3 separate regions of the Mus musculus genome follow, and all the other regions are linked to region 1. The links are chromatin loops, found by intact Hi-C in ENCODE. Cell type or tissue: left cerebral cortex. All regions are shown on one strand.

Evidence for each region. A loop is a pair of places that touch in the nucleus more often than their neighbours do. Peaks named below come from ENCODE experiments on the same cell type or tissue, not always from the same donor. Only the 100,000 strongest peaks of a DNase experiment are listed, where the experiment ranks them.
Region 2: a loop joins it to region 1, with 2.0 times the contacts of the local background. A loop is called at or near these places in 7 of 42 quality-filtered maps.
Region 3: it touches region 1 in a loop (6-fold over the local background); 6 of 42 quality-filtered maps call a loop at or near these places.

What each region holds. Positions count from the first base shown.
Region 1 is chr3:107,032,460-107,040,459 of GRCm38, forward strand. It overlaps Kcna3 (potassium voltage-gated channel, shaker-related subfamily, member 3), which reads left to right and starts at 3,703. Exons shown (of 1, transcript NM_008418.2): 1 at 3,703-5,670. The coding sequence starts at 3,964. The coding sequence ends at 5,550. It overlaps AI504432 (expressed sequence AI504432), which reads left to right and starts at 7,045. Exons shown (of 2, transcript NR_033498.1): 1 at 7,045-7,111. It overlaps Gm38712 (a long non-coding RNA gene), which reads right to left. Exons shown (of 4, transcript XR_003954542.1): 4 at 7,107-8,000. In left cerebral cortex, no CTCF peak of the experiment used is centred here; DNase peaks (open chromatin) are centred at 3,599, 3,911, 4,302, 4,672 and 5 more places; H3K4me3 peaks cover 5,021 bases; H3K27ac peaks cover 4,939 bases.
Region 2 is chr3:106,952,124-106,960,123 of GRCm38, forward strand. All of the region lies in intron 1 of Gm27008 (a long non-coding RNA gene), which reads right to left. Among named protein-coding and RNA genes, the nearest start is that of Gm27008, 25 kb to the right of the region's middle. In left cerebral cortex, CTCF peaks have their summits at 3,953 and 4,163; DNase peaks (open chromatin) are centred at 3,952, 4,096, 5,237, 5,558 and 1 more place; H3K27ac peaks cover 918 bases.
Region 3 is chr3:106,935,943-106,943,942 of GRCm38, forward strand. It overlaps Gm27008 (a long non-coding RNA gene), which reads right to left. Exons shown (of 6, transcript XR_867553.3): 3 at 4,795-5,155; 4 at 3,020-3,066. Among named protein-coding and RNA genes, the nearest start is that of Gm27008, 42 kb to the right of the region's middle. In left cerebral cortex, a CTCF peak has its summit at 4,344 (motif pointing right); DNase peaks (open chromatin) are centred at 282, 4,342 and 7,273; H3K27ac peaks cover 213 bases.

The DNA.
Region 1 (8,000 bases):
GGAGGCTCATGAGGTCTCACTTCTCTCTCCCTGATAATGGTCACTGGGAAAGAAAACTTATTTTCAGTACTTCCACCACTGATGGAGAATCCATAATCTTGTACATAATCTCCCTTTTAAAAAATCACAGAGAGAGAGAGAGAGAAAGAGAGAAGGAGAGAGAGAGAGAGAGAGAGAGAGAGAGAGAGAGAGAGAGAGAGAGAGGGAGAGAGAGAGAGACCCATGAACCTAGAATGGAGACTAGATGGAGGAAGAAGAGAATCTTTTGGGGGTGGGAAGATAGGTTAAGGGGAGTGAGTATGACTTTTAAAATACAATATGAAGTATATAAAATTATAATTAAATCTATTGTTATATATAACTAATACATGTAAATAAAAACACAAAATATAATTTCAGTAAGTTAATCCAAGGAGGAGAGGGAAGCAGATTAACAGAGCACAGATGGAAGAGAGAGGAAAGAGTATTTATTTAAAATCAGGCAGTAGCGGTGAGGGAAGGCATTACTTACTTTTTACATGAAGAAATACTGTTATGGAGCAAGTCATGTGAAAATCTAGAGAAAGAGCATTTGAGGGACAGGGAAGAGAAAGTATGAAGACTGATATAGAAATTAACTTGATATGATTCAGAATCACCATGACCCTGCCTGGCTTCAATGGGCTGAATGGCTACAGGTTATATCCTATGCTATTTCTTTACTTTCCTGTATTGTTAATTAAAAGCATTGAATTCTTGTATTGTTAACTAAAGGCACAGACTTATAGCCTTTCTTCTGAATTCTGTGTAAGTTGAATTCTTAATAACGGACAGGTCTATATATTTAAAGTTAGGAAAGCACAATGCCTAGTATGTGGGTAATTGTTCTTTCTCCATTCTTGTATCTATAAATGTGAGTTAGGATAGTTCCTAATCCTTTCACATCCTCAGATACCCCAGAGCTATTCCCAGATGTTGCTTCCCATCTGGTGAACAAATGCGAAGCTATTTCTATTCCTGCTACGGCAGGTCAGAAGCCAAACCTATACGTAGAGCAAATAGAAAGGCCAAATGCTAAGACTCACTTGCTGCTTGCAAACCTGATGGTTTTACTTCGACTTGAATACTAGGGACTGAAATGCAAAGCAATCCTGCACAGGCTCTGAGAAGCTGTTTGCTTTGCCACAGTTCTACACTTAAACATTATAATAATAATATTATTATTATCTCACAGGGGTGTCATGAGGATTAATGAGACATTATCAAATCACTTTGAGCTACTCCCCTGGGGGTACTAAATAAATGGTATGTGTCCCCCTGAAGTGCCACTTTTGACATTGATTTGTTGCAACTGGTTCTGCTGTCCAACAGGGCTGGAACGCTCCCACCAGCCCGTTTCCTATAGGCGAACAAGTAGCCATCAAAAGGCACTGGTTTTCAGTTCAAATAAATATGAATTGAAAGAGAACAGTCAGCAATCAGAGGCAAATAGGCTGCTCTTTGAAATCCAGTATTTATCAAGTGCTCACGGTGATCAGCATGAGTGTTTCCCAGTGTAATATAATACTGCAAACACTAGATTTGGGACCGATCCAAGATTTTAGGACCAGCCCTGTCACTAACCAGCTATGTGAGCTAAACTGCTAAACTTCTCTAGATCTCAATTCTAAGATAAGGGCTGTCCTAATAAGGCCATCAAGGTCTTCCAGACAAAGCAAATGGATGAAAGCAGTGAGAATAGGCATTCTGAAAGAGAGATACTTTACAGCAGGGAGAAACGTGTGACCATCCATCACGGGACCATCCTCTGCTCTCATCTCCTTTGCCTTTGATTAATATTAATTTCAGTATTAATTCCTGCAAAAGTAAGAATAAATCATCTCCCCAGTCAGACATAGAAGTGCAAGAAACAGTCTTTAAAAATAGGGTCTTTGCCTCTCAGTGAGCTCTCCTTGTGACACTCCGTCTTTCCCAATCTTAGATTTACAAAAATAAATATGTAAATATTCATCAACTGTTCCCCTAATCACTGGTTAAAATAAGAAGCTGACCATTGCACAACAGATTGCTCTGAAACTGTGTATTTAAGAGGGATTTAAATGGTTTCCCAGTTTCTTCATCTGACAATAGACTCCACTCTCTGCAGTGCCCAGCACTCAGATGGTTGTAAAGCGAAACATGAAGGAATGATAAAACAAAAACAAACAAACAAACAAACAAACAAACGAAAACCTGGTGCTTGTTACACCCCCAAATGCTGCTCTAGAAACTTGTAGGGTGATTGGACTGCTGGCTCAGCTCTCCCTCGCTCCCCAGCCCAGGAATCACAATAGGGTCCTGAACTCAAAAGAAGAAATATCTCCCCAGAGCAGACAGAAATAAATACAAAGCATCACTTGTTGCAGAATTCAGTACAACAAACAAATGCTGAGATCCCAGGATTTCCAAGTTGCTAACAACAGAAGTTGGGCAAGCCCTCTTTATCATAGTTTAGTAGTTGGGAGAGGGGGTAAGAAAAACATGACGACAGATCACTCTTACATCAAACTGAATTTTCAGCTAACTTCATGGAATGAGTGAATGTCTAGACAATAGTTCCTCTTTTGCAAACGATTGCAATGATTCAAGGGGGTAACAGAATTTTGTAACTCTGGTACTTATACTTGGGGTAGCTAAATGTCTGGGAACAGAAATTATGTTTAAAGCAACCAGCACAATTTAGAGAAACAGTTTAAGGGAGATAATATTTTCTGTAGGCCCATATCAAGCAAGAGAGGCACAATCTGCAAAATGAAGGCTTTCCCACATTAACAGCTAAAATACACTTTCTCGAGTTCCCTACTGCAAGGGCAGGTATCATTGTGTTAATTAAACGCTAGGTATTGGGCCTGTTCGTCACACAGTAAGGTGTGGTGAATTTTCTTTACCATTCCCTCTTATTTTTTTCCACTGCCCTCACTAATCCCAACCAGAAACTTGCCCCTGATTCTGCCCGCACTGAGCTAACCATTATAAAAATGAGGTCTCCAGATGCCTTTAAGGACCCTCTTTTTAGACTGCTGGGAAGACTTGAGACCCCATGTTACCCATTAACCCATTGCTTCCTGTCCAAAAATATCGTTTACTGCACCAACACCCAGGTTTTAGCATTATTCTACCCCTCTAAATCCGGATGCTGGCCCCAGACTATCCTATCCTGCACTAGCCCAGACAACCTAGCCTGCAGCCCCTCCTCCCAAGACATTCAGGGTCTGGATGCCTGGATGCCTCCTTTGCTTGGGACTTTTTGTTACCTACTCTAGTGGAACTTGCCCTTCTTGGCAAAGTGTCAAGGGCCAGGAGGCCTCCCTTCGAGGGATGAGGTGTGGTCCTTGCGTGGGTATAACAGCCCTGAGATTAGGTCTCGACCACGCGCGGGAAGGGAACGCGCGCTGACCAGGAGCGAGCAAGCAGAGCCCAGGAACGAGGTCAGGCGGCCGGGTTCCTCCAAGGCCAGCGTGGCTGGGTAGGGGTTCCGCGGAGTCTGGGGAGTGGGGTGCAAGTTGGCGGCGATCCAGTGACAAAGAAGGTCGAGGAACAAGGGTGGCAAGCGGGAAGCGGAGCGCGCGCGCGCGGTGGGCGGGAAACCCGGGGGCGGTGGCAGAGAGGCGGGCGCGCGCCCCGCGGGGAGGGGTGCGGAGGAGGGAGGAGGAGGCGTCTGGACCGTGCAGCCCCGCGGGCCGCGCCAGCCCAGACAGAGCCTCGCGGCAGCCGCAGCAACAGGCGGCGGGGCCGGGCTCGTAGGGCAGAGGCGGCGGTGGGGCGGGGAGCTCCAGGAGGAGCGACTCGGGCCGGCAGCCGCCAGCAGGGAAGGAAAGCACCGCCGCCTCCCGCGCTCGACCGCCGCAGCCCTCCACCCATCACCGCGCCCACCCTGCACCGGACCCCGCAGGAGGCGGCGCGCGCATCCTGCAGAGCCCCGGCCACGCCGAGCTGCCGCCAGACATGACCGTGGTGCCCGGGGACCACCTGCTGGAGCCAGAGGCGGCGGGAGGCGGTGGCGGGGACCCGCCTCAGGGAGGCTGTGGCAGTGGCGGCGGCGGTGGCGGCTGCGACCGCTACGAGCCACTGCCACCCGCGCTGCCCGCCGCGGGCGAGCAAGATTGCTGCGGCGAGCGTGTGGTCATCAACATCTCTGGGCTGCGCTTCGAGACGCAGCTCAAGACCCTCTGCCAGTTCCCCGAGACACTGCTGGGCGACCCCAAGCGGCGCATGCGGTACTTTGACCCACTCCGCAATGAGTACTTCTTCGACCGCAACCGACCCAGCTTCGACGCCATCCTCTACTACTACCAGTCCGGGGGCCGCATTCGCCGGCCGGTCAACGTGCCCATCGACATCTTCTCCGAGGAGATCCGCTTTTACCAGCTGGGTGAGGAGGCCATGGAAAAGTTCCGTGAGGATGAGGGCTTCCTGCGGGAGGAGGAGCGACCCCTGCCCCGCCGTGACTTCCAGCGCCAGGTGTGGCTGCTCTTCGAATATCCGGAGAGCTCCGGGCCGGCCCGGGGCATTGCCATTGTGTCAGTGCTGGTCATTCTCATCTCCATTGTCATCTTCTGCTTGGAGACGCTTCCCGAGTTTCGCGATGAGAAAGACTATCCCGCCTCCCCGTCGCAGGACGTGTTTGAGGCTGCCAACAACAGCACGTCGGGGGCCCCTTCTGGAGCCTCCAGCTTCTCGGACCCCTTCTTCGTGGTGGAGACCTTGTGCATCATCTGGTTCTCCTTTGAGCTTCTGGTGCGGTTCTTTGCTTGCCCCAGTAAAGCCACCTTCTCCAGAAATATCATGAACTTGATAGACATTGTGGCCATCATTCCTTATTTTATCACTCTGGGCACTGAGCTGGCTGAACGACAAGGTAATGGGCAGCAGGCCATGTCGCTGGCCATCCTGAGAGTCATCCGCCTAGTAAGGGTTTTCCGCATCTTCAAGCTCTCCCGCCATTCTAAGGGGCTGCAGATCCTAGGACAGACGCTGAAGGCTTCCATGCGGGAGCTGGGGCTGCTCATATTCTTCCTCTTCATTGGGGTCATCCTTTTCTCCAGTGCAGTCTACTTTGCTGAGGCAGACGACCCTTCTTCGGGTTTTAACAGTATCCCGGATGCCTTCTGGTGGGCAGTAGTAACCATGACAACTGTTGGTTATGGTGATATGCACCCAGTGACCATAGGAGGCAAGATTGTGGGCTCTCTTTGTGCCATCGCAGGTGTCTTGACCATTGCATTGCCAGTTCCTGTGATTGTTTCCAACTTCAACTACTTCTACCACCGGGAGACAGAAGGGGAAGAGCAAGCCCAGTACATGCACGTGGGCAGTTGCCAGCACCTCTCCTCTTCAGCCGAGGAGCTCCGAAAAGCCCGGAGTAACTCCACTCTGAGTAAGTCGGAGTATATGGTGATCGAAGAGGGGGGTATGAACCACAGCGCCTTCCCGCAGACCCCCTTCAAAACGGGCAACTCCACAGCCACTTGCACCACGAACAATAACCCCAACTCCTGTGTCAACATCAAGAAGATATTCACTGATGTCTAATATATGATACGGTTGCCAATTCTGTGCCCAGTATTGTGTGGAACATGCCCCCTTGGTCTGTGTATGCCCTTGATTTATACATTTCCAGACCACTCATCAAGGAAAGTACAAGAAGTGAGGAAGCACACTTCATTCTCCCTATTGCTTCATACTGAAACAGGTGCCTGTTTTTGCAAGTGGGCTGCATTCTCTCAGCTCTTTTTTTCTCTCTCTCCCTGTCTCTTAATTTTGTGACCAACAAACTTACATTAAGCGTGGTTTTTTTGTGTGAGCCCTACAGCCACATCCTGAGAGGAAGTGAAACTATAGAGTCAGAGTAACTGTTTAACCTCAAAATCAAAAGATAGTTGTTTCTTTACTAAGTAAAGGAGGCGGAACCTAAATGAAGCTCCTGACTGGTGGACTTTTCAATATTATTTCCGGACTAGTTATTGTAACTACCTAACCTCTGGATATGTGGGTGGAAAGTCTAACTAGAGCGTTGACGCGTAAGCCCACTATAAATTTATTTTGTTTTTGACTGATCTTTCAGTTTGAATCTCTCCCCTAAGGACTTAAGGTTCACAATAATTTTGAACCAAAAGGGAAATGCCCCGAATGTCCTGATCTGGCTATTAACTCTTCAAAGTTTGCAAAGCATTTTGAAAACATTAGACACAGATTCCAATGAAGTTGTGAGTTCATGCCCCAGCCAATATCTACGAAAGTCTAGAAACTCATTTTCAGTGCTGCCGGGAGAAACAACAGAAATTCCTGATGCATCCGAGAGATAAGCTTCTGCAGTATCACAGGAAGATTAAAGTGTCAGACACCCCTTCCAGCGGAAGTTACTAATTCGGACCTGACTGATGCAGTTCCCATAGCAACCCGTGTTTCCTGGGAAACCCGAAAAAGGTTGTCATGGCATCTTTTGCTCTCTAGCCCCACCCCCACCCCAGGCCCTGCCGTTTCTACAGTAACCTTTCCAGATGGTTCCTACTTACATGATTTCATAAGAAAAAAACACTATTTGAATAAACCACACAAATTAAGTGTAAGACTATATAGAGGTTAAATGAATCACAAAATGCTTTTTTACATTTTATATAAATCATTGCTGTTATCCCATAATGACTGGATCAAAAAGGAAATTATCATCTTTGGAACGTTACACGTAAGGCATGATCTGAATTAAATGTCAGTTGTTTGGTAGCAATTTTTAAAGATGGTTCTGTACAGTTTTCATTAAGAAATGGCAAGCCAACAGATAAAATGAGAACAACAATATAAACATGGTCTGTACATAAGCCAGTGAGAGTCAGTGTACCCAAAGTATTACTACAAGATACCTTCAGAGTTCCTCAATTTAAAAGAAAAAAAAGAAAAAGAAAAACATCCAGATCCCACAACAGGACTGTCACCATCACAGCACTGGAAAAGCAGAATCAACCTCAAACATATGGAGGATGCACAATTTAATGAGTGGATTACAAAAAGGAGGTTCAGGAAATGATCAGACTTGAAAGAACACCTGCAAGTTACAGCCACATGCTGAGAGCTGCCAGCAGACAGACAGAATCAGGTGAGCCCTGTCCTATGTGATCCCTACAAGTAGTCTATTGTGCAGGGAACCAGGGACATTTCTGTTCATAACTAGGTTTATATTTGCAAAGCAGACAGTTTTATATTACATGCCAGTTGCCTTTAGAAAGATTAAGAAATTCTTCCCATTTTCCCCATGTTTCTGGTTATCTTTTGGTTTCCATGTTTATGGCAAAGGGATGCAGAAAATTCCCCTCTGAGCAGCTTTCTCCCAAGCTGAACTGAAAAGTACTCCATTGCTTTAACCAACCCTCTTGGCTTCTGAACAATTTGTTTCCCCCTTTAAACTGAATAAAAGGCAAATGCTACAACTGCTAGGTTAGTAGCCCAGTTTAATTTACATAATTACTTATTATCTGTGGTATCATTCTTGAAACAAATGCTTAAAATTGAAATATGATTAGCATTTTATTTCAACAGTCTTTTTGCCTTATGTGTGTTATGTGAATTGTACACAACTGCTTTTGGGATTTAATGACACATAAGTAGTCTGTCCCTCTAGAGTACATGACATAAAATCATTTCAGGTAAACTTTCATAACCCTACCTAATATATAGTGGGAAGTATTAATGGAAACTATAACAAGAAAGATAAAGGGAATACACAAAAAATAGAGGCATTAATTTATGTTTACCTGGCTTCTGTTTGTTCTTTGTGTCGAAATAGGATTTTTACCTACTTTCCTTTGCTTGTATGACCTTTGAACATTAATCTACATTTTGATGTAACAGTTGATATTCTTGGTAGAAAGACGTTTCTTTCATGGCCCATTTTGATGTTAAACACATAGCAATCTCGTAAAAGACCTTAACATAAAGGTAACAATTTTATTCCCACTTTGAAATGTAGACACCTTGATTAATTCAAT
Region 2 (8,000 bases), 80 kb before region 1:
ACCATTGCTGGTGGGGTTGTAAGCTGGTACAATCATTTTGGAAATCAATCTGGTTGTTCCTCAGAAAACTGGAAATAGTTCTACCTGAAGACCCAGCTATACCACTCCTGGGTATATATCCAAAAAATGTTTCACCATATCAGAAGGACACATGCTCCATTATGTTCATAACAGCCTTACTTATAATATCCAAAAGCTGGAAAAAAACAAATGTCCCTCAATGGAAGAATGGATACAGAAAATGTGGTATATATACGCACAACGGAATACTACTCAGCTATTAAAAATAATGACTGCATGATTTTTGTAGGCAAATGAATGTAACTAGAAAATATAATCTTGAATGAAGCAAACCAGGCCCAAAAGGACACACATAGTACTCACTGATAAGTGGATATTGGCCCAAAAGCTCAGAATATCTATGATTCAATTCACAGACCACATGAAGCTTAACAAGAATGAAGGCCAAAGTGTGGATGCTTAAATCCCACTTAGAAGGGGGAATGAAATAATCATGGGAGGCAGAAGTAAGGAGGGACCTGGGTGAGAGAGGGGAGGGGAAAGAAAAGGGGAGCAGGATCAGGTATGGGGGGGGGAGACAGGAGAGAAACCCAGAAGTCCAGGAGAATGAGTAGAAATATGTAGCAGTACGGAGTGAGGAACAAGGGAGGAAGAACCACTAGAAAGTTCCAGACACCAGGCATGCAAGAGGCTCCCAGGACCCAATGGTGATGACATTAGCCTAAATGCCCAACCACAGGGAGATAGAACCTGAAGAGGCCACCTCCAGTAGGTAGGCATGGCCCCCAGTTGAGGGATGAGGCCACCCATCCATCTCAAAAATTTTAACCCAGAATTATTCATGTCTAAAGGAAATGCAGGGACAAAAAAAAAATTTAAATGGAGCAGAGTCTGAAGTAAAGTCTATCCAGAGACTTTGGGATTCATCCCATCTATAGACACCAAACACAGACACTATTGCTGATGTCAAGAAGTGCTTGCAGACAGAAGTCTGGCTTGGATGTCCTCTGAGAGGCTCTGCCAGCACCTGACTAAGATAGATGCAGATATTCACAGCCAACCATTGGATTGAGTGCAAGGACCCCAATGAAAGAGTTAGGGGAAGGACTAAAGGAGCTGAAGGGGGTTGCAACCCATAGGAAGAACAACAATATCAAATAACCAGACCCCTCAGAGCTCCCAGGGTCTAAGCCACCAACCAAAGAGCATACATGGGCGTCTGTGGCTCCTGCTATGCATGTAGCAGAGGACTGCCTTATCTGGCCTTAATGAGAGGCGATATGCTTGGCCCTAAGGAGGTTTGATGCCCCAGAGAAGAGGAATGAGGTGGGAGTGGGTGGGTAAGTGGAGGAATACCCTCTTAGAAGCAAAGGGGAAGCGGGTGTGGTGGGCAGAGTTCATGGAGAAGGGACTGAGAAAGGGGACAACATTCTAAATGTAAAATAATAAAATAATAAAATAATTTTAAAAATATATCATTTATCAAAAATTTAGACATCTAGACCTCTAATAAAAGGAGCCTATGCTGAGAACTATAAAACACTGTCAAGGGAAATTAAAAGAGTTAAAGAAATGGAAATGCAGATTATGTTCATGAATTGCAAAACCAGACATTATTGAGATATCTATTTTCCCAAAGAATCTACAGGGTCATTGAAAACACAGTCAAAATGTCAGTGTTTGTTTAAAAAGAAAGATAGGCTGACTTTCATGAGAAATTAAAAAGGATTTAGAATAATTAAAACAATCTTGTGAATAGTGTTTGACTGGCGCTCTCTCTCTCTCTCTCTCTCTCTCTCTCTTTGTGTGTGTGTGTGTGTGTGTGTATACCAGAGGACAACCTCAAATGTCATTCTTCCACAAGTACCATCCACCCTGTTTTATGAAATATAGTCTCACAGAATATTTCCTATCACCTCACCATGACAGGCCTTAGTAATTCTTATTAGAAAATTCGTTTCATTTTCCCCAAATCTTGAATATAATATCTTTTAAACATCATTTACAACTGTTTTTCCTGGTTTTCTTTACACGCACAATTGTTTGATGCTACACGATGCCTGAACCTATGGATCTTCTTAAAAGTTGTATTCTGACTTAGTAGGTCTAGGGCAGGACCTGAGATTCTGTAAGTTAGTTGTTGTTTTCCTTGGAGTTTAGGGTTCTTTTTTTCTGCTTTCTGTCTGCCTGTTTGTCTGTCTGTTTTGAGACAGAGTCTCACTGTGTAACCTAAATGGCCTGGAACCCACTATGTAAACCAGGCTGGCTTCAAACTCAGAGATCCTTCTGCCTCACTCTCCTTCTCCCGCATGCTGGCAGTAAGGGCATCTGTCACCACATTTATATCTAAGATTCTGCATTTTTAAGAAATTCCTATATGATATTGATATATGATTTATTCCTATATGATATTGATATATGATTTATTCCTATATATTGATCATCATATAGGAATAAAGCTGTTGGCCAAAGCTTGGAATAGAATGTTCCTTGCGATGTGCTAGCAGGGTAGTGAGTTTTATTCTCTTTTACTTGTAGGTTTGAATATTTTATCATGTAATGTGGCATCAGAAAAAGTTGAAGAAAAAGAATAAAAAAGCAGCTATGAGTCTCTTCTCCATCTCCAGCCCTGTCACTTATGCTTCCTACTACTTGTAACAAATGGCTCTGTTTCTGAAGAGCCATAACACACCTACCCCCAATGACACCTGTCTCCTAAAGATGTGTCAGAAGGGAGAAAAGGCAGAATTACTCATATGGTCATGATTTTCTGTGTCCCGCACTGCAGGAGGAACAACTGAGGCCTGGGGGAAGGGGGCCCAGGGAACCCCTCTGTGTATCTTTTTGAACTCTGAGTTAAGGCAACATAAAGCACCACCAGTGATAAACAAGACTGCATGCTATCCTTGTGGGGATATTGGTAGGATTTTCTTGGTACTTATAGATTAGAATCACATGTGTTCCTTTTGTCCTTATAGTTCTTGGATGAACCCAGGGTGATCTGGTGTTTGGAAAGGACTCCCATCTGAGCAAGTCCGTTCTCTCTCACATCTTCCAGGTTATGTGCTCTTACTGATATTCTTGCTTTAATTCAGCAGACATTTGTTGAGCATTCATTAGCCAGGCTTTGTGTAGTCATTGTTGAATACCAAGATTGAGAAGCTCATTTCTTATGCTGGAAGAGACAGACATGCATAGAAAGAAACTGAGCTAAATGAAGAGAATATTTTCTGTGTAATTACTACATGCCAGAAACTGTACAGGTTTTTTCTTTTCAAAATGCCTTAACATGGGAAAGCACAGAGTGCTTGATTCTGCCAGGGAGAAGGGCCTTGCTCCCAAGCCATCTGACATGAACTCAGCCTGGAGAAATGAGTAGAGTCTGTAGGCAGAAAAAAGCACAGATCTCCGGTGCATTCTGGACAGGAGGAAGACAGCTTGAGCAACCGAGCAATGGTGTTAGATGATTTGATGTGTATGGGTCTTTGAGTGGCTCCGGGTGAAAGGAGTCTGAACTGCATTTGGGGTCAGGAGCTCTCCTTTCCAGCTGGAGCCTTTACAGTTGCTGTGGTGTCTTTGTATGCATTGTCTTAGTTGATCTGAGCAGCCTGCCATTCCCTTCTCAGCTAGAGCACTAATTACCTGTCAGCTAAAACTAGGAAGGCTTTGGACACACCTAGAAAGGGCTGGAAGGCATGTTAATCAAAGCCATTCTGAGAAAGTGATTAAAATTCCCAACGTGTTCTACAAGCCTTCTGCTTCTCCTGAATTTTCAATGCAATTATTATCTCGTTCTTTGGGAGCAGTCAGCTCTCCAGAGAGGCATCCTGAGAAGCCCTGACATTTCAGAATCAGAGCCGAGCTCCCAGCTGGCTGAGGGGCCTGACAGCTCCCTCTGAATTTCCAGCAGCGCCCTGGCGGCTGCCCTGTGGTAGCCTCTGTTTTGGACCTGGGTTTTCCAGCATTTCTCAGCTGGAACTCGCAGAACCACTGTTGTGGCACAAGCCCACAGTGGCTCTGAGTCCCCTAGCTACAGAAATTCTACAGCCAAGGAGGGTAGAATGCTCAGGAACAGATGTTCAAACATAACACTTTCCAAACGTCTGTGTGGATTTTATACCCCCCAGAGGCTTGTTAAGAATGCAGGTGGCTGACTGGAGTGCTGGCACACACCTTTAATCCCAACACTCAGGAGGCAGATTTCTGAGTTTGAGGCCAGCCTGGTCTACAAAGTGAGTTCCAGGACAGCCAGGGCTATACAGAAAAACCCTGTCAAAAAAGAAAAAAAGAATGCAGGTGGCCACTTCCCAATGTAAATCATCACATTCAGGGACTCTAAAGTCAGCTCCAAGATTCCACCCCCCTACCGCCCCCCCCCCAACACTTTTCTTTTGTGAAGAGGGAACAAGATAGGATTTCATTCTGTAACACAGACTTGTCTGGATTGCATCCTGTTTTCCAGACTACCTTAGCACTCAGGACAATCCTCCTGTCTTAGCTGGCATTATAGAGGTAAGCCTCCATGTCTGACTGAAAATCCACTTAAAAAAGAAAGAAAGAAAGAAAGAAAGAAAGAAAGAAAGAAAGAAAGAAAGAAAGAAAGAAAGAAAGAAAGAAAGAAAGAAAGGAAGGAAGGAAGGAAGGAAGGAAGGAAGGAAGGAAAAGAAAAGAAGAGAAAAGAAAAAAGAAATTCAATATTTTAAGAATAAAAACTAAGAATTTGGGTTTTAAAATCTCTGTGATCAGAGGATCCTCTCACAGAGACCGGAGCTCATCAGTTTCTGATGAGACATAAAAGTGAGGTTGAAGGGCCTGGATGAAACTCCAGAAAGCATCTTAAGACACATCAGTAGAGTGTGAGGCTACTCTTCCTGACTTTTGGGGGGATGACACACCCACAAAGACTCTACTCACTACCCTTTGCTAGCTCTGAAAACAATGCAGCCCCAAAGCAGGGCCATCCCCCCTCCTGCATGGTTCCAGGGTCACCCCCCTCTCCGCACCAGCCTCTCTAGCCCTGACTGGAATGCCTGAGCAGAGAAATGTTTGAAAACCACTTTCAGCCTGGCTAATGATGTAGTTCTTCAAAAAGTGTCACCAGGATGAAAAATAGCTCAAAATGGCAAGTCCCCCTTATTTCACCAGCACAGCCGGTAGGAAGTTCCTGCCAAGCAAGATCAAACTTCTTGGGAATGTTTTGAAAAGCTGATGGAAACAAGGGCCCCCATCACACTCTGCAGCGCTCCACCCCAGCTTGTGGAAAAGCTCGTTTGGAACAGCTCTAGTCAGTCTCAAAAACTCACACAATTGATGCCTCCTGCTGCACTGTCATTTCCACTGCAGACTGAGCTACATCCTCTTGTTTCTAAGGCAGAGTGGGAAAGGTTAGAGAAATATCCAGGCTTTCCCTAAAATAACTATAGCAGCTTAAAGGTGCTGTCCAGAAAGATGGCTCCAAAGGCATCCTCTGCCCATCCCTGCCAGAAGCCTGTGCTGGGCACGTTTAATTTCCTTCATGCATCCCCTGGCCCCTGTGCAGTGGTCCAGGTGTCCTCTGTCTGTGGGAAACTGCGCCATCTGTCAGGCATCTCTCTCTTGCTCCCTAGCCTTCCCTTTCACCTACACATCTTGATTAGCAGATGACAGTTCCGCTCTGATGTTTGTTTTGCCTTTGACGGATTTTCAGCTCAAAAAACAAGACAAGGGGTGCTTTAACCTCCACAGAACCAACAATGCTTTCTTTGGTTCCCCTTCCCAACCTTCCAAGGAAAGATACTGGTAGGTACTCAGAAAGAAAGGAAATAACAAGTAAGTAAGTTCATGTCTTCCTTGCCCTCTGTGATATAGAAAAACTATTCGTCCATTTCTCCAAGTATCACCACGTTGACACTGAGTGGCAGACAAAAATAGACAGGGGATTTATCCTGTAGCTCAAAGCAAATACTGAAGTCGGAAAGGAGGTTATTTTCTTGGAAATAAAACAGCAAATTGAAACATGCAACCATCTTTAATTCCCTAGTCTTCCCCTGTATCACCCCTTATGCCCAGTCAGAGTCTTCCTGGAACTTAGGTAAAGTCTCAAGAGAGAACATAAGATACAGAATTCAGAGATGAGAACAGCAGTGGGGACTATAAGTGGGAAGATACAGATCCATCTACAGAACACTCAGCCAAATAAATCACTTAGAGACTCAATACTCAGATCCATTGGCTTGATGAGTCAGTCACCCACAAAAAGAAAGTGCAATGCAGCAAGAGCCAGAACTGTGAGGCATCTTCACTCCCTACTCATCTCTCTCACATTTTGTATTCAACTCAACACTAATCTTATAGAGTCTGACTCCCAACGATCTGACAAACCCATCTGCTCTCAATCCTATGGGGTAGAGTTCCTCATACTGTTCGCTTTTGCCTAAGTGGATATAGTAATAGACCCCAAGATGGGCTATCTTCCCCATCCATTCTACTCCACACAAGCTCCTTGAAAGGACTTTTGAGAGAACAGGATTCATGTTATTCTCTGATAAACACCTTTCAAGCTGTGAATCTCTCTCCTTGCGTAGGACCTGCTTTTCCGTTCAAAGCCCAAGGCCATGTACGATCTGCTTTCTATATAGTTCTCCAGCTACAACTCTTATGACTCCTTGCCTCAAACAGTGGGCTCTAGAAAACTACACATCTCTTTTCAAAAGTAGACTTTTCATTTATGATCCACTGTGCATGTTTTAATAATCATCTGACATTTCCAATCACCCTTGATTCCTACTTGAACTTTAAATCTCAACTAAAATGTCACTTTAAACTTCCTCTCCTAACCCTCAAAGCACTACATCCTGGATTCTCCTCTTTGACCCCAGAAATGTATACATCCTACTTCTGGTTTGTATGGCCCAAGAATTCAGGAGCCATGACAACTAGGACAGTTATCTTGCCCTAGCCTTGGGTCAGAGAACAAAGGAGACTCATAGGTGTTATGGTTACTTGTTTTGGCTTAAGCAACACGAGATTTATTTTTCTCATACGTCATCAGATCAGAAGCCCAAGATCAAAGAATAAATCTTTCTCCTAAATCTTTGTCTTTGAACAGTTTCTCACCGTGTTCTTATGTGCCCTTTCCCCTGTATGTAAGAATCCCTGATGTCTTTCAATGTATTCAAATTTTATATTTTCAAAATTTTAATTGACAAAATCATTATACATATTCATAGCATGTGGTACAATACAATACAGCACAGATGATAGGATGCAGCAGTCAAATCAAAGTAATCAAAATATATCCTATCACTGCAGATATTTATCATTTCTTCAAGTTGGAAATATTCAAAAGTCTCCCTTCTAGCTATTGAATGTATTAGATTATTATTATTAATAGTTCCCATGCTGTACTCTATATACAAAACTAGAAGTTAATCTTCCCAACTAAGTTTACTGTTTTTTTAAGATAGGGGCTCATTGTGTATCCTTGGCTAACCTGGAACTCACTATGTAGACCAAACTAGCCTCAAACTCATAGGGATCCACATATGTCTGTCTTCCAAATGCTGATGTTAAAGTATATGACATCATACCTTGCATACGTGTGTGTGTGTATTATTATTATTATTACCCAACTTTCCTTTCTTTTTTTCTTTTTTTATTAGATATTTTCTTTATTTATATTTCAAATGCTATCCTGAAAGTTTCCTATACCCTCCCCCTTCCCTGCTCCCCTACCCACCCACTCGCACTTCTTGGCCCTGGCAGTCCCCTGTACTGGGGCATATAAAGTTTGCAAGACCAAGGGGCCTCTCTTCCCAATGATGGCTGACTAGGCCATCATCTGCAAAAAATGGACCATCCAGAGACTACCCCACCCAGGGTTCCATCCCATAATCAGCCACCAAACCCAGACACTATTGCTCATGCCAGCAAGATTTTGCTGAAAGGATCCTGATATAGCTGTCTCGTATGAGGCTATGCCAGTGCCTGGCAAATACAGA
Region 3 (8,000 bases), 97 kb before region 1:
TCACCCTTAGAAAATCTCATGGGAATCACAGTTCTCTAATCCCAAATTTGGGAGACAGAGGCAGGAAGATTCTAAGTTTGAAACTGGCCTGGACTTTCTCAGCAAGCCCTTTCCGATAGAAAAAAAAATCTAAAGGGGTTGGGAAAAAAATGAAAAGAGGGAAAACATGTCAGTGAGGATGTGAAGAAATTGGAGCACATTTCCTCTGTTGATGGGGATTTAAAATGGTATAAATGCTATAGAAAACAGAACAGCATATCCTTAAAAAATAAAAATAGAATTACCATATGATCCATCTATTTCTGAGTGTATACCCAGAATAACCAGAATTCAGAGGCTCAAGCTGACACTTGTATTTGCATGCTCATAGCAGAATTATTTATAGTACCCAGAAGGTGGATGGAATCTACATGTCTTCATCTCAGAGTATTCAAAATTCATAAGTGTCAATAGCCAAATGGTAGAAGTGACACAGTATCCTATTGAGGCTGATTGCCCCTTTCTTTATTTCTTTTTTTTTCCCTCTGATTATTTGTTGTCAATGTGATCAATGACACTGAGTCCTTGACCAGCCAATTAGTGACCCCCAAAATCCTTCTCCTGAAGAGTGGGGAGCTGTGGCTACTCCATAGTTCTTCCTTTGATGCATATTTGAGCTGATTCAAAATGCCTTCTTCCTATGTATACATGAGGAGTATAATCACGTTCCCAAAGGAATGTTCATCTTGCCCCCAGGCTTACTGTCTAACTAATTGAAAGAATGCTTCTCACGGACAGTGTCAGCTAATCAAAATCATGAAGAAAGAGCAGAAATTTGCCAAGAAAACTGGAGCAATTCATGGAGGATGAGGAGAAGGAAGAGAAGGAGGAGAAGGAGGTGGAGAAGAATAGAAGGAGGAGGAGAAGGAGGAGGAGAAAAAGAAAAAGAGGAGTAGAAGGAGGGTAGGGGGAGAGGAGGAGGAGGAAGAGGAGGAAGAGGAGGAGGAGGATGAAGAAGAGGAGGAGGAGAAGGGGGAGGAGGAGGAGGAGGAAGAGGAGGAGGAGGAGGAGGAGGAGGAGGAGGAGGAGGAGGAGGAGGAGGAGGAGGAGGAGGAGGAGGAGGAGAAATAAAAATTTGAAAATGCCCAGAAACTCTGAAGAGAGCAAGTTTACTTTTTTTCTGTTACAAAGTCTATTTAGAGATAGCTGTCTTGGAATTCTCACTCTCTGAGTGTAGACCAGTCTGGCTTTGAACTTACAGGGATCCATGTGCCTCTGCCTCAAGTGCTGGAATTAAAGGCATGAGCCACTGTGCCTCAAATCAAGCCTGTCGAGATGTTTGCAGTACAGCATCCCTAACTGCCTCACTGGTTTCTTCCTTTGTAGTTTCCACATCCCTGCCTTGGTACCTGCATTGGAACAAAGAGGGGAAAGAGAACCAATGCCTCAATGTGGCTCTTATTGACATTAATGGATCCTGTTCATTTAGACTCTAAATAAAAGTTAGAGGCTATGATGGTCCAAAGAAGAAAAGATCATACATAGTTAGATACATGCACATATATACCTCTCTCTCTCTCTCTCTCTCTCTCTCTCTCTCTCTCTCTCTCTCTCTCTGTGTGTGTGTGTGTGTGTATGTGTGTGTGTGTGTGTGTGTGTCTGTGTGTGTGTGTCTGTGTGTGTGTGTGTGTGTGTGTGTGTGTATGTGTGTGTGTGTGTGTGTGTGTAAATGGATTTCTAAGTGAAATGTTGAGAGAAGAACAAGTATTACTGTTGACTGTTAATGCCACTCAAGAGGCAGGGAAGGATTTCCCTCTGTGAGCTCCCTTTGTAAACATTGTAAAATCTCAAAGCAAGAAAGTTTCCAGGCCTCTACCTGAAGAACTCCAGCAGCCAGTCTCCTCCCATGACATCCTTAACTGTCATAAAGACTTTTCCAGTCTTTATAACTGTCACAATGATCATTTCCAGACATTCAGAAAAGTCCAAGCAGAAGCTACCAATCCCTGAGCTTCTCCAAGCTCAGGACTTAAAATTCTACTAATTCTCACCCTGGAAATCTCCACCCTAGAAAGCTCCATCCCCAAGATCCTCTATATAAGCACTGCCCTTTGTGCAGTTCCCTGAAGCTGCCTGCTCCCTCCCAGGAGCCACTCCTGGATTTGTCCCTCCAGACCCTGGACCCTACAATAAATCTCTTTTATGAGATGTGCTGCCTGGTATGACTCTCTCATCAGAAGAAGACAGAAAGCAATGAAGATAAAAAGGGAAGAATGGGAAAGGCAGAGCAAGGCTGAGACCCCTGAGCTCCTCAGCTCAGCTGGGGATACTGTCCCCTGGGAGCTACAACACCTCTGCTGAGGAGGCTTCCTCAGAGCTATATGGTTCTTGGGCTCCTGTGTCTCAGGATGCCCTTCCACTTGGATACCTACCCATCTCTGAGCTGTGTGATTCCTAGACTTCCAAGTCCTAGGACACCTTCCCATCTCAGCAGGAAAGTCAACAAATACAAAACAATCATATATCACATTACAACATTTAAATCAATGATAGGTCACATGTCAGTGCCCATATTATACTTAAACTAAAATATGCCTCTAGTGATGACATAATCATAGTGACATCACACTGTAATGTGATGCATTAGTCACCTGTTTATTTAAGGTGTTGCTGGATGTGTAATTTGTGTTACTGTGCCACCAGCCTCATATAATTATATAGTGTATACAATCCTTAACAATTATAATAAGTGACTGCTACTGAGTTGTATTTCTTCTACTGTATTTTTTTAGTCTTAGAGTATACTCCTATTAATAGAAAGAAAAGTGCTCATTCTTCACAGCTTCAGCATCTCTTTCTTGTATGTTTGACATAATCATGTGCTTGGTTCACTCTGGCCTCTAATTGAACAGGATCTACTGTTAATTTTGTCAGTAATGGTGAGTGATTGGCCTAGAAACAGAATTAGAAATGACTAGGGACCACAAAGCACAAAAATCAATGATGGTTATTTCTCTCTCATCAGGCATGTCCCACTTACCTGTGATCTTGAAGAATAATTGCTAGATGTCAGAAGCTGTGAAGTCACTGAAGGCAAGGAAACAAAAACAGTTTCAAGAAGAGCCCATATTGTATGTGGAATAACTTCTGGTGACCTGAGTTGAAGATCAGGCACTGAGCTACATCAGCACTGAGACCATCAATGACAATGGCAGAGTTTGCTTTCAATGTTGAGAGAAAGGGTGGGCCTGACGTCTGCAATCTGGAGGTTTAAGTAATTCTGGACTCATTATTTATTCTGTGAGTTGATGTGAAAACAGCTAAGAATTCTGGGACACTCTAGATAAGTTGCTTGTGAGAGTAGATTGCTTTCCCGAAGAAATCTGTAGCATGCATGAGACTTCTCAATTAAGGAGCAGATGCCTGAAGGGCTAGGTATGCAATGGGCTAACTGTCTAGGTATCTGTGATAGTCACTTACTTACAAAATTATGTAAGGGTATGCTTCTCAGAACCCCACTCCTGTCGCACAACAACTGACTATTGTCTATTGATCTGCTGTCTGACTTGTCATTATTAGTAAATTCCATGAAACCAAATGGTAGTAAAGGTTGAGGCATTCCTTTGGGACTGAAGATACCAGGCAGGAGTCACTAGGGGGTTCCTCCACAGGTCCATGATCTATCAGAGATAGATTTCTGTGGGAGGCTTCCTTCATTGAACTAGAGTAAAAGACAGTCAGACAGTAATAAAATTGGACCACATTCCATCCAGACTGTTTCTCCTTCCTGTCATCTCTGTCTCTTCTTGGGTTGAGACTCAGGATGTGGTTTGTGGTTTCTGGGAAGTCCTCCTGGACTAGGTGAGGAACATCACTTTCAGGCCTCCACTGTCTATCTACTCCAGGGGAAGAGCCTTCTTGTGCAGCTTGAGTCTGGCAGCTGGAAGAAGGCTGATCTGTCTATTGTAGTCTCATGTGGCTACCCTTCTGGGCTAGAGAATTTGCCTGGGATTCTCCAAAAACAGATCCTAAAATCCAAGATCCATCTCTCTGTCAAGAAAGTGTCACCTGACCTTCTTCAAATTTAAAAGAAAAGCTATCTTTCCCAGGACCATGGAAATAACTTATAATTTTGAAAACAAAAGTTATTTTCAATAGCATAACCTTTTCTTTGGACAATACTCATTAATTTCATGAGAATATTTCTAATATATAATATTGAAAATGGCATCTTACTCCATCAAGGATGTCACTGTATTTTATAAAAACAGCAGCAAAAGCGATTCTCATCCTTTTGGTGAGAAAGCAGCCATTAGGAACTGTGGCTCTGAAACCCAAGGCTTGTATAATTCCCCACTTACCAGCAAGTGGCACTATTGTCCACCATGTGCTCTGGAAATTGTGTCATGTATTTTTTTTACTTCTATGGCACTAATTTCTTCTGTTTACGGGATTTGTCATTGTCTTAGTAGTGGTTTGGTTTGGTTTCGTTTCTTCTTTACTTAGCAGAATATTCTCTGCTTTCTCCTTTTTATCTGTCTCTCATAGGTTGCCAAATCTTAATGAGTCTATCTCAAATGTGCATCTCAAATCCTCTCCCCTTTTAATTTTAGATCTCTAATGCATATTAAACACATATGTGTAAGAGACAAACAATGAAAGCATGTTTTGAAAAGTCTATAGAATAAACTCCATTCACAGTAATCTGCCCCACCCCTGGTCTTGTCCCTAAGAGGCAAAGATACTCCATAAGCCTGGAAATTAATAGAAACCTCAATTTGAAGAAGCATGAAGCACAGTTGCTCAGTGACTTACACGAAGGTTGAATCCAAGTTAATCCATCGAAGCTTGAAAACATCTTCAGCCAGAGTACCTTTAAGGCACTTAGGAAGATGAACTTCAGAATATCTGAATTAGCCTGTAGTTGGATGAAATCATCTAACACAGAGTCAGTCACTTTCACAACAAAGTGGTGAATATCTCATGTATATGCACAGGTGAATAATTTTTAGACATGGTGGTATGTTAAAACAGAAGTCAAAATATTCAAAAATACTGGTGTCATGTACTATGGTACATGGCTGAGTACCCATCCATCACCTATGATGGAGAATGATAGGGAGCTTCAACTCGTGGCTGCTGCCCAGCATCTCAAGAAATTGTCCTATCAGTGGACCTAGAAAAGATCAAAGTACAGTTTTTATTTAAATAAGTATCACTGTTACATGATGGAACCATTGCAAGTCAGAGATAGTGGCCTGGAATTAGAATTGTACCCTTCTAGAGCTGCACACTGCACAATACTCAAGTGTTATTCATATATATACATACATATGTATATATATATATATATATATGCACACACACACACACATATATATATACATATATATATGGTTTGAAAAAGGCTATCAGGAATGGGGAGCTAGCTGAGCAGGCAAAGCAGTTGCATTGTAAGCATGAAGACCAAAGTTCAGATCCCCAGAAATGACATAAGAAGTTTCTTGGACATGCTGGCCCCCATGCAATTCTAGCAGAGATGGGATCCTGGAACTATACAAGTAGCCCAATCAGGGAGTTCTGGGCTTAACTGAGGAAGACAACTAACATCAATTTTGAGACCTGACACCCATGCGTACCAAGTGCACCTGTATGCACACATGCACTAACATAACAGCAAATACACATATATGCACAAAGGCCCTTTGTTTGTTTGTTTGTTTGTTTGTTTGTTTGCTTGTTTGCTTGTTTGTTTGTGACAGGGCTTCTCTGTGTAGCCTTGACTGTTCTGGAACTTGCTCTGTAGACCAGGCAAGCCTCGAACTCAAAGGTCTCCTGCCTCTGCCTCCAGAGTCCTAGGATTAAAGACATGACCCACCATGCCTAGCACAAATGTGCATCTTATACACACACACATGTGAAAAACTTTATCAAATATTTCTTTGATAATTCAATTTTCATCTACTCCCTACGTCCCCCCCTTCCATAGTTTCTATTAACTGGTATTGGAATCTTCCACTGTAAGCATCCTTTTCTTATTCATATCTGTTCTGTTCTCAGTGAAATTTCTTTGCTTCTTTTAAACTTGTCAATTTTAGTTATATTATGGATTTGTATGAGCATGTATTAATTCATTTTATCCCTTTTTAAACATTTTATTCTCTGGGCAATGTTTTCTTTAAAAGAAGTTTAGAGTTCTTATAGTGTTCTTTCTCTCTAGTTTTTAAATTGTTGTGTTTTTAATTATTGTATGTGTATGGTAGATATGTGTGAGTTTGGATACACTCATAAGGAAGCCAGAGGACAATTTCCAGGAGTTGCTTCCCTTCTTCATTTATGAATTCCAGGGGTCAAACTCATAATGTCAGATTTTGCCAGCAAGAACTTTTACCCACTAAGCCATGTTGTTATCCCTTACTCTTTTCTGTTGTAAACATTTCTAGAATATGTAGAAAGCTTTAAAGTTTAAAGCTTCGTTGCTTTGAACCTATTTTTTAGGAATGAGACAATAAAGAATCAAGGTGAAGTCCCCAGTGATTAGGTGGGGCTTGATGACTTCTGCAGTCCAACTTATTTAAGTCCAACTTAAGAGTTACTAAATTTTATGTGCATGAGCATGTGCATTTTTTCCTCTACAAGAAGGTCATTGAAACTCCCAGAGATGCTCTAACTTCTTCTGTTGGGGTTAAGAATACAAGCAAATGTACTGGAGACACGGAAAGGGTATACAGTGCTTCCTAACTCTTCTTCCATAATCTAACCTTCACTTCTAACCAGGTGTGACTGTATCCTCCCCAAAGTCAAGAACCCTCGGTGACTACCTACACAAGCAGAACTGGATCCTTCCCACTTTGGTTTAAACTATCTTTTCCTGTCTTGTTTACCTCACTATTCATAAACTATCTCACAATAAGAATGGACTGAAAAGTTATCATACACCAGGATCATACTAAGTCTTCATGAATACAAGGATGAAAAAAAAAGTGTCTTCATACTAGAAACCTCAGTCCTCCATTAAATCTTGTAGAATGAATTGATACATGAATGACAACTATTCCCTCTACATGACATAAGTTTCCCATATCCATGCCTGCCTGCTAAAATTCTACTCATTTATAGTCAACCTCAAGCTACAAATATCTTTGAACTCCATGATGAAATTAGTCATCTCCATCTCCCCCACTCTCTTAGTCACCTTCTTTATGCTGGTATTTAAGTACTGAATCTAGATTACTTTGAATATGCTAATGGGCATGCTGTGTAGGTCTTCTTCACCTGATGGACCATGATAATATCCCATGATCTATATTTTAAAAAAAACTGGCATAAAGCAGGAACCCAGTAAAAATGTGCTGAAAGTAAGTTTTCCTGTTACAGAATTCAGGGGAGAAATGTTCAGTAGGTTATATAAGCAAGACTGAATTGCTTTATTCTTTTTCTTGACATTCAAACATTTATTAACCTACTTCAGACAAGGCCATGTGCCATATGCTGCAGCTACAAAGATGAAGAAGGAACAGGCATGTCCTGAAATGGCTCAAAGTCTAGCAAGCAAGGATAGATGAGTGCAAACAATTACAAAAGTAGGTGTTTGACCATTAACTGTACTGAGATCAAGGTGGCAAACACTTAGAATCATGTCTGGAAAAGAAAGAAGGTGCTATGCTTGACAGGAAAAGGTAATATCCAGCTAAGATGTGGAGGCTGAAGGGAAGAAAGTGTTCCAAGAGAAAATAAAAGAATATAAAGGAAAACTTAATAGATGTTATTTTCATGTTTGCCTTTATTGGAGGAGAAAACTCAGAAATATATTTAAATATTTATTCTTCCAGTATTCAAATATTTACTGTACATCTATAGCACCAGGCTAAGTAGATAGTTTTAATATGGGTTGTTTAAAAAGTAGATAAAGAAATAGAACATTTCAAATTAGAAAATGATTTTATGCAAAATTAGAAAATAATATAGTCCAGATACAATTTTAATGGCCTCTAAATTCAAAGAAAAGGCTTGGAGAAGAA